2 separate regions of the Homo sapiens genome follow, and region 2 is linked to region 1. The links are chromatin loops, found by intact Hi-C in ENCODE. Cell type or tissue: HepG2. All regions are shown on one strand. Links, peaks and the distances in the headings refer to the core of each region. The heading gives the core; the rest is flanking DNA.

Evidence for each region. Peaks named below come from ENCODE experiments on the same cell type or tissue, not always from the same donor. Only the 100,000 strongest peaks of a DNase experiment are listed, where the experiment ranks them.
Region 2: a loop joins it to region 1, with 4 times the contacts of the local background. A loop is called at or near these places in 5 of 110 quality-filtered maps.

What each region holds. Positions count from the first base shown.
Region 1 is chr12:65,893,820-65,899,202 of GRCh38, reverse strand. The region is part of intron 3 of HMGA2 (high mobility group AT-hook 2); the gene reads right to left. Among named protein-coding and RNA genes, the nearest start is that of HMGA2-AS1, 14 kb to the right of the region's middle. RefSeq lists enhancers at 828-1,594, 1,595-2,362, 2,363-3,130 and a silencer at 2,120-2,414. In HepG2, for the core only: no CTCF peak of the experiment used is centred there; a DNase peak (open chromatin) is centred at 2,902; H3K4me3 peaks cover 2,741 bases.
Region 2 is chr12:65,960,144-65,965,495 of GRCh38, reverse strand. HMGA2 (high mobility group AT-hook 2) reads right to left here. Exons shown (of 5, transcript NM_003483.6): 5 at 1-2,251. The coding sequence ends at 2,204. Among named protein-coding and RNA genes, the nearest start is that of HMGA2-AS2, 14 kb to the right of the region's middle. In HepG2, for the core only: a CTCF peak has its summit at 2,191; DNase peaks (open chromatin) are centred at 4,225 and 4,555.

The DNA.
Region 1 (5,383 bases), core at 133-5,132:
AGCACGAGTTATAAACTGACCAGAAGGCAAAATAGGATGAACACAGTCAGTGCCACTTGCTAGGCATCGTTGGAAATTGACTCCATTGTCTTTTAACACCAGAACCTCCCTAAGCCCCAGTTTCCTCATCTTTTTTTTTTTTTTTTTTTTTTTTTTTTTGAGACGGAGTCTCGCTCTGTTGCCCAGGCTGGAGTGCCGTGGCACGATCTCCGCTTACTGCAAGCTCAGCCTCCCGGGTTCATGCCATTCTCCTGCCTCAGCCTCTCGAGTAGCTGGGATTACAGGCGCCCGCCACCACGCCCGGCTAATTTTTTGTATTTTTAGTAGAGACGGAGTTTCACTGTGTTATCCAGGATGGTCTCGATCTCCTGACCTTGTGACCTGCCTGCCTCGGCCTCCCAAAGTGCTGGGATTAAAGGCGTGAGCCACTGCGCCCGGCCTCCTCATCTTTAAAATGGGAATAATCGTAACATGATTTGGCAGGGAGGCTAGGAGGATTAAGGATAATGTGAATCATGCGCTGGACATAGTAGGTGCTCATTGTATAGTGGCTACCACCAGGATTATAGTACATACAAAGGATATTTAAGCCCTTAAGGGCTGTTGAATATGTACTATAACCATATGTTTGAAACATGTGAATATCAGATAACACCGATATTTTAAAATGCATGATGTTTTCTTCACTGGGAAAAAAAAAGATGCCTCGTTAGCACCTTTCCAGGACTGGGTAATGGGGCCCTGTGGGAAACACTAGCCACTGCAGATTTCCTTGAGGCTGGGAAGCTCCACCTTTCAAGTTGCAAAAGTCTCTGAAAGATCTGAACCCTGAGTTTATGATTTACAATATGTTATACTGAACAGATGATAACAAAAAGCATTAATCAAAAAGCAAAACCTGAAAAAAAAAATGAATAAAGTGCTGCTCTACCGAAGGTAATGACTTTCTCTCCTCAAACTTTTTCCCATCCGACTTACAGCACCTGGATATTTTAAAATGTATTGAGGTAGGGATTTGGGGGCTGTTAAACAGCATCACGACACCTTGGCTAGACAGAAGCCTGGTGTCCTGTTTGTTATTTAGTTGGAGGCTGAAACTCATATTAAAATACATACACTTAGCCAGGAAGTCAAGGCAAAATTAAAATGAAGAATTAGCATCAGTGGCTGGTGGAAACACGAGGGCACTGTGCTATCCCTTCCGATGGATGAATCATTTAACTTTTTTTTTTTTTTTTGAGATGGAGTTTTGCTCTTGTCATCCAGGCTGGAGTGCAATGGCGCGATCTCAGCTCACCGCAACCTCCACATCCCGGGTTCAAGTGATTTCTCCTGCCTCAGCCTCTCAAGTAGCTGGGATTACAACAGGGGCGTGCCACCATGCCCAGTCAATTTTTGTAATTTTAGTAGAGACAGGGTTTTACCACGTTGGCCAGGGTGGTCTCAAACACCTGACCTCAGGTGATCTGCCTGCCTTGGCCTCCCACAGTGCTGGGATTACAGGCGTGAGCCACCACGCCCGGCCTTTCTTCTTGCTTTAGGACAAATAATAAGCATTGCTTTTCACCCATCCTCCCTTAACCTAACATTCCTTTTGACTTTTAAATCGCTGCTCTGCATGCTTGCTCACTCTGTGCTCTCCCTGACCACTCCTTTTTGTCCTTTTGCCTAAGCCCCAGTATTCAGATGGAACATAAGAAAATGCATGGCAAGTAAGTAGAATTACCTCTATCAGGATGCCTAATGTACTATTTATTTCCAAATTACATCAGAGATTTCCATTTAAAATAAGAAACTTTTTCCTTAATTTTCTCAGAAACTTAAAAATAATGCCGTTAATATGATCACAAGTTCTCTAGTTTGTACTGTCAGTTTCTTTTCATCAAAAAAACAGTGTTATGCCACAGGGTGACTATGGTCAATAATAATTTAAGTGTACATTAAAAAATAACTAAGAGTGTAACTGAATTGTTTGCAACACAAAGGATAAATGCTTGAGGTGATGAATACCTCATTTACCCTGATGTGATTATTAAGCATTGTATGCCCGCATCAAAATCTCTCACATACACCACAAATATGCACACCTACATACCCACAAAAATAAAAACTTTAAAAAAATAGTGTTCATCACCTAAAATAATTCTAATTTCACTTCTTCACTATTGCAGGAATCAGGTTTCAACTAACCATTTTTGCATTCTTTTGAGAAGCAAATAGGATACAACAACAGTGACGAGTTACCCCATTCAGTCTGGCATTGATAACACAGCCAGGGATATACCACCACAGCAGCCACATGAAGTTGAATTCTTGTGTTAAGTATTTATTCCCCCAGACTCATTCATCTCAACTACCAGATACTTTCAGTAATTAAATGCCAGCATGTAAGAAAGATCTCAAAATCAGATTCTTCATGCAGTATTCTTCCAACGTTTAATCAATTAAGAAAACACAGACCTCCCCGCAGGCTGTGAAGCTACTGTAGATCAGATCAGTATATAGAATCATCTTATGTTCAACAAAGGCCTTGCCATTGGCCATTGACTTACGAGTAGCAGCAAAGGTCAGAAGATCTGCTTCTAGAAATGGCCATGCTGCACACGCACACAAATGTGCGTTCATAAAAAGAACAGGGAGAAGAGGAGGAAGAAGGAAAAAGCAGAGAGAGAGAAAGAGAAAGAGAGAGAAAGCACCACACTCCCCCTACAACAGCAGCTTTGTGATCCCTCTGGTAATGTTACCCAGTTTTGTTTATCATGAAAAGATCCCATTAATGCCTCAGCCCCATCAAACAGCAGACCAAGTCCATGAATGGCACCTATCAGAGCCCAGGGCAAATCCAATGATTAGAGGGAATTCGCCAAAGGGCCTTTGTAGCTGAGAAAAATGCCTACTCCAGAGAGGAATGCAGAAAATTCCTGGGAGCACAAGCCCTTCTTTGTTGGCAGTTGGGCGGTATTCTGGAGCAAATAAAGGGACAAAAATGGGATCTCAGATGCAATGAACATTTGAAGAAAATGGTTTTCAAAGACCTCCTTGAAACATTCCTTTTCAAAAACCCCAAAACCATTAGTCTGATAAGGATGAACTACAGAACTTCTACTCAAACCACCATTTTATAGTATTGCATAACCTTGGAGATTCTCAACAGGAATATAGTTTTATTTAGATCTCCTTTGTCCTGCTGAGTTTCCTGGTTAAACAGTAAGCCAAAGTTAAAACTTTACAGATAAGAAAACACACACATGCAAACGCACTCCTCACTCACTCTCCTCAACTTTACTGACAGAATAAACTGAGATTTAGCATAACACAGAAGCATCAGGCAAGGAAATAGGAAAGCATATAATACTGAATCGAGTGTACTAGCTGTCCTCAGAGCGGAACAAAGCATAAAGAATATGCTGAGCTATCACCATTATCCAAATATGCATACAACCAACCAGAAAGAAGTCTGCTAGGCAGACTATGTAGGACAAAGAAGGTAAGTTAAGGCATAGTAGACATCAGTAAGCTTTGCTTTCATCTACTTCTGTGCACAAGGAGGTATTTGTTTGCTGAAACCCCCTAACTAACATATGGCAAATATAACATGCCTATATTGTTTTTATTATACAAGAGCCGGGGTCTACCAGAGCATGCAAAAGGAATGCCAGGTCTACTATACTTCTTTAAGTATGTTTCCTAGAGAAACAAAATCTTTCAGTTTTGTCTGGTAGGAAAAAGTTGCCACAATAGAGAATGAATCAGAACCTTTAGGTACAAAGGCTTTTAAAAACCTAAAGCCTCAGGTAATCATAAGGAAGGCATTTTGATACATCTGAGTTTCTCATTTTTCTCAAAAGGTTTTTTTTTTCCCCTTCTTAAGGCCCAAACAATTTTAATGACTTTTCTGCACAATGTGCCCCTAAGTGTAATACCTTTCCTCATAAATCTTGTTATAGACTTGCTTTATGTTCCATTTTAATGTTTGCTGGGTTGAGGGAGGAGCAAAGCAATAATCATGTAATTCTAGTTGAAGGTTTTCCTCCCCTTTCTCCTAGGCTGAAATCTAATAAAATATTATTTACTTGCATCTTTGGAGAGCTATTCACTAACATTTTTCAAAACTGTAGTAAAGTGATTGCAAAGGTGGTTTCTTTATTGCTTTGCAAATGTTGTTCATTTTACAATTTGTTTTAAATGCTGTTTTACTGGTACCGGTGGATTTACATTATAAAGCTGTATTAGGGTGCTATTTGGGATATACACAACAAATGCAAACCTTTGGACCGTGCTTCTCCACACTCACTTCTTATTTGCCCATGTAATCATATAAAACACTTCTCCCAGACTTCCCTTCCAAATAATTGAGCATACATAATTGTGGGGTTATTGCATCACTGTTTATGGCCAACTTTGCCCTTTCTAAGAGTTACTCCAATAAGTCTCTACCTTGGGGTGTACTTCCATAAAGTTTATACATCTGTGCACCAAAAGGGAGAGGTCAGCTTTACTTTTGCACCATTAAAGGTAGTTTTGCAAACACTAATGAATGCAATACTTTCTCAAATACAAGATGGCTTGAAAAGCAATTGCCATACTTTCCTGATGCATTTTGCAAATTTCCACCTATGTCTGGACTGAAAAAGCTTTATTATTAGAGTTCTTATGAATAAAATGCTTAGATTTGACCATGTAAAAATGATCCATTTGAAAGAAATGTCCAGAGCAGAAATAAATTTAAGCGCAAAACAAAATAAATGCTCTCAATGACCCTGATTCAGGATTCCCTATAAATGGAGTGTACATCTCCACCACTATAGAGTTCTCTGAAATCTTGCCAGATGCATAAATCCTTGAAACATCTTCTAAAAGATAAGAATGAGCTTGGAAAATAGATCATCAAAGAAATATGCAGTGCCTATAAAATAAACCACACACATACACACACAATTTTCATTTACCAGATCCTCTTCCACAAATCTAGCAGATGGTAGAGTTTTAAAACTAAGTTTTTCAAACTGCAATCTGATTTTCTATTTAAAATAGAATCCTTAACACGTTAGAAAAAAATGCAGTGAATATCATACAAACACCAGAGGCATACAACCAGGCTCACGATAAGTTGGCCAACGGAAGAAATGTATAAAATTTAATCAGAACTGTGCATTCAAAACCATTATAATACCAATTGTTAGCTAGACAAGTTTTTACTCCCCTCTATGTATCATTTCTTTATAGTACTAAAGTCTACAAAAAAAGTGAATTAAAAAATATCATCACAAGCACTCTTCTTCAGCCAGTGACATTTTCAAGTGCTCTGAGCCATACCAAACACAAGAAGAAACAGCTACCCCATGAAGGCTATACTCTAAATACAGTGGGAAAGTCAAATATC
Region 2 (5,352 bases), core at 1-5,000, 66 kb before region 1:
GAAGCAGCTGGAAGAGAGATGGTTTTGAGTTTCATTTGGCTTCAGTACTAAAAGCCATACTGACAAAAGCCGTCATGAGAAACTACCTCCTGGCCCAGTTGATAATACCATGTTAAAAAGTCAGCACACTCACTAGGAGAGAAAGGCATAAAAACTCTACATAAGAAGCGTTTAAAATAAATCTGGTTGAGACATATTACAAAAATCACATTTGTGTAAAATACATGAAAATATTTGTCAAGCATTTTCTTATATTCAACTAATCTTAAAAACACATATTTTTGATTGCATTATGCAAAAGCAGGGCTTGTTGCATCTCACCTACAAAGCTTCAAGTTTCTTTGAAGGTTGGCTTTTATTTTATTTATTATTTACTTATTTTGCAAAAGTATGTAAAAACGTGTTCCTTTCTATCAAATGTCTTTTACAAAAATAGTTTTGACTAGGGTTAGCTGCAGTTTGAACTATTTCAAACATTGAAAAAACAAATGAATGCTGCAAGTAACAAGTTCATTCCTTTTGAAGTCTGGAGGTAGGTCTTTGCAAGTCAATTAGTCCATCTCCTTAAAGAATTCATTTGAGGTACAGACTTGGAGGGTAATATTTAAATATTACAGTCAAATCTTGTGTGATGTGTAGTGTGATTGAGGAAAATTATCCTTAAGAACCTAGGAGCGACTTGGTTAAAAAATTTTCAAGTTAATGTAGAAATCTAGCAGAGAAGCTGAAACAAGTATTTTAAAAATTTTTAATTAAAAAAACATAGAAAAATACATAGTCATGCTGAAACACAGTAAGGAGATTGCTTCTTTAACTGTAATTAAGTGTACAAAAAGAACTGCAGATGATTAGAATCACCTACCCAGTAAGTTTTTTTCTTGCATTGCTTGTGTATAGCAGCATGTAATAAGTACTAGACTGTAAATTCGTTGTAACATTCAGAGGTAGTATTGAGTAGTGGGGATATATTGCATCTCTGGCTAAAAGTGCAGTTTGAATGAAGAGATGGTGAACTCAAGCCGAAGAAAAGCACCTTGGTCAACCATCTTATGTCAAAACGTATTACTTGAAGTAACACATATGCTTAATTTGAGGTAAGTGGTATTCAGGTCTTTCATGGAAACTGATACACAATGAAAAGAGAGAGGGAGAGGAAGAGAGAGAGAGAAAGACACAGAGAGAGATTGCCCCCCCCTTTTTTTTTTTTGCTTTTTAAATTGATGTATAACTATAGCAAAAGAAATTTAGATTTCGCTCCTCCCACCTCATAATTAGGTGAGTTCATCATGCATTATTCTGTTGTACCTTTTCATTAAATTACAAAGAGGATAATTTTACTTGTCTAGTTTCCTTAAATGCTCTGAGGCTGACAAGTGTTATTTATTGCTAAATGGCATTTTGGCTCTGTAGGAAGTAGATTTCCTGAAAATGAAGTGTTGTCCTGAAAACAAGTGCTGTGAGTAAATTTATTACTCCTGCTGATATGTGTGATATCCATAAATAGAAGAGTTGGCAATATTTGTTTGCTTACTTCCCTTTTTGAAAAATGAACATAACCTTTTCTAGTTTGTTAGCTGAATGAAAGGATACATCAGCATTTCGTCTCATTTAGAAATAAAAAGTTAAAAATCATCAAGTAAGTGTCTACAAGATTATACGAAAAAGAGAAAGTAGTATCTAGTCCTTATCTTTGGTGTTCTAAACAGAGGATTCACTACAGGGAGTGGGTTGGGGTGGTATTTGAGGTGTACACAGTGTTACACACCGCGTTCTTCCTATATGAATGCCCGACGTCACAAGTGTGACACGTTTCTTGTTTGCATGCAGTGCAGTGATTGACTAAACCCAATTCGGTTTTTCTCACCCGCCCACTCTTGCTTATCAGATCAACAAACTATTAGTAGGTTAAGAAAAAAGAAAACAGTAATTAAAAGTTGCATTGTTAAGCTGTGTCCCCTGTGTTTACAGCAGTTTTTCACTAAACCTGGGACTGTGAAGGGATTACAAAGAAGGTGATTAATATAGTCCTTTTTAAGGTTATGTGATTTCTCCCCACCCCACCCCCCCCTCCCCCACCCCACCCCACCCCACCCCAGATGAAAGTGGAAAGACCATGGCAATACAGAATAAGTGGTCACTGCAGTGTCTTCTCCCTTCAAAAGATCCAACTGCTGCTGAGGTAGAAATCGAACGTTGGCGCCCCCTAGTCCTCTTCGGCAGACTCTTGTGAGGATGTCTCTTCAGTTTCCTCCTGGAACACACAAAGGGCACAGCCATGACGCTCAATCGTTATACTGTGTGGGCTGCTCTTGCCAACAGTGCAGAGGTAACCTGTTTCCACAGCACATTATGCTTGCCTCAAAAGAGGATGACGATGACTGGCGAGCCCTCATTCCCAGGGCTTCTTAAACCGTAATTGAGGAATCAAGGTGTTGTTTTTTCCCAGAGCGGTCATTAGCCACTGTTGACTTAAGGCTTGACATCATGGCGGCTGGTCAGCAAATTCAATTGTTTGCTGTCCAGAGAATGTCAGGGCAATGCACGCTTACTCACCAATTAGAAAAAAAGTAGGAATGGATAAATTTTTCCCGACAGCATGCCATTCATCAGTTTTAAAAACCGGCACACAAGAAAAATAGAGTTAGGGGGATCCTTTCTTAAGGTATAAATGAACCCACCCTCCAGATACTGGTAATAATAGCTGGTATTTTTAGAGTGCTTACCAGATGCTTAGGCACCTTCTGTTAATATTCCTGTTTTACATCTGAGAAAACCAAGGCACAGACAAGTAATGTGCCCAAAATTACAGGGTGTGTGGGACCAGGATTTGGGTCGGGTTGGTACTGGTGCCAACACCTGTGTGTGACCCCTACACCACTGTGCAGAGGCAGTGTGAGAGCAGGGGCAGAGCTGACAACGAGCCTTCCCAAATCCATTTCCTCCCCCTTGTATTTATTAAAGCACATTTTGAGACAGTGACCCAAGTTCGGCGTTAACTGCTCAATCTCAATACTAATCCGCATCGACCAAACATTTGATGGTGGGCTAGCCAAGCAGAGAAAATCTAATATATATGTTTTTGCAAGGCCCCCTCTTCATATAAATCTAACTCCTCCTTCCCTTTTCCTTTTTCTGATTCCTTATGGCTCTGGAATTTGTTGGGGTTTCTGCGAGCCGGCTTGAGCCGCAAAGTTCTCTTTCCTTTTGCTTATTTAACAAATGTGCAGTACCTTTCAGGACATGGGTGGTAAAGCGGAGACAATAAACATTTCCGATAAAAGCGTCGTTAGTGAGAGGATGATTTTTATCAAATGCTGCACATTGTCTCATAAGACGGCATGTGAAAAAGATCTGGGGGAAGAGGTAAACATTTACTCCTGCAGCAGACCGAGCCCCTTTAAGAATGGCCAGCTTAAAACAGCTTATAACAGTCTTCATACTTTAATAGATTTGATTTTCCACATGGCTTCATTTTGTCTGGGTGGCTAACCGACACAATTTATACCTCTCTTCCTTTCCCAGGTCACTACAGTACACCATTCAGTAAAGCATGCCTTAAAGCTTGTCTGCATTATATGACCAAACTTCCATTCATTAGTGTTTGAAACACTTCAGCTGTGAAGGGGCTCCTAAATGCTACCATGTGTGATGCTTTTGCGTAAAAGCAGCAAATGGGAGAAAAAAACCCCACAAGAATGGGCACTCACACATTCACATGAATGCACACACACACACATACACACACACACACACACACTCTATCCTGGGCTTTAATCACAGGCCACTGCATACTTCAAACCCTTTGCAAAAGGTTTCAAATATTCTCTTTCCCCCCGAAGACTGAGCGAGCTGTAAATCCTGGGAATAAACACACATACAAATGAATGGATTACAGCTTGAAAAATATAACCACGGCAGCATCAAGTCATGAGATTTCACACCGGTTTTGTTTAGTCTGCTTTGGGTTTTGTGGGAAAAGTGGAACGTATGAGGCTACCTCCCCTTTAACTCCCAACCCCCAAACTGTGGGCTTCACATATTTAAGCAGCAGGTTTATACCTCTTGACTAGGCAACAGGCCATGACCCTGAGATTCTCTGTGGAGCCCTGGCCACAAAGGAGGATGTAGCATGATCAAAGCCATGGGCAGACGAAAGAGAGACGAGCCAAAGATCAGCTGCCCTGTGACCCTGTCCTTTCACTTAATATTTAAATTCCAGAAAGTCACTAAGCTGTTAGGCAGATACACACCTCGTTTGTCCCCAGATGATTCACTTCTCATTCTGACATGAGGTGTGGACTTAGGTGACTACTCTGAAACAGACCACGGCATAAAAGCCAGCAAGTATATTTTATTCCTTCTTACGGTTAAAAAATTGATAGAACTCAGTCAAGCTGGCAAACCTCCTGGATTGTGCTGTAATTATTCAATTTCTAACTGTTTGATTTTTCTATACTATCCGGAAACCAAGGTACTTTCAAATCCGGAAGGAAACAGAATTTTCAGGCCATGAACTTAACAAAGACCTTGTACTAGATGGAATGTGATCAGCTTTTCAAAACATTCCCAGAAACTTTGCTTGATGTGAGCTGCTGAAACTCCTGAATTCCAACCCTTTAGACACAATTCAGATGAAAATGGTGGTAGGTCATATTGTTTCCTTAACTGTCCTTAAGACAATGTGGATAAGACAATGTGGATAGTTGTTTTATTAATGTATCTTTCTGCTGACCTTAGAATTCTACTAGTAACTATCAGTTAGTACTGGGAACATGACTAGGATGTCAGAGGGTGGAAGTCTCACTTCATTAAAGGTTTGGAGGCAATGTGGCTCTCACATGCTCAGAATGATGGTTTTCTCAAATGTCTAGTTAGTGGAGAGCTCTCTCTTCTTGGCATAGCCCTGGCTGGCCACCCTTCAAAGGAAGGAATGGTTCCCAAAGGGTTGATGTGGTGGGGCAGGTGGCTTTTCCCACCTCTGCAAACCTCAGCTCTCACCTTCCCAGTGACTTGGTCTTTGGTTACATGTGCGGATTCTGTACGACAAGTGTGCATTCAATGAAGAGAAGAAAAATCCTCCCTGTCAGGAATGAGGTTGGAAAACCCATTCTCAGCTCTCCTAAGTGTCATGGTTCGGCCAGACTTAACACAGGGTGCTTCTGTGGTGCAAAGAGGGAACAGAAACAGGTGACATGGAGAATAAGCAGCTGGCTCCGACATCCCCAAAGAGTCCTGTTTCTGTAACTGAGGAGTTGGTAGGGACCCCTGAGCTTCGATCATCTTTAATAACTTAAAAGACATGGATGGGGCCAGGTATGGTGGCTTACGCCTGTAATCCCAGCACTTTGGGAG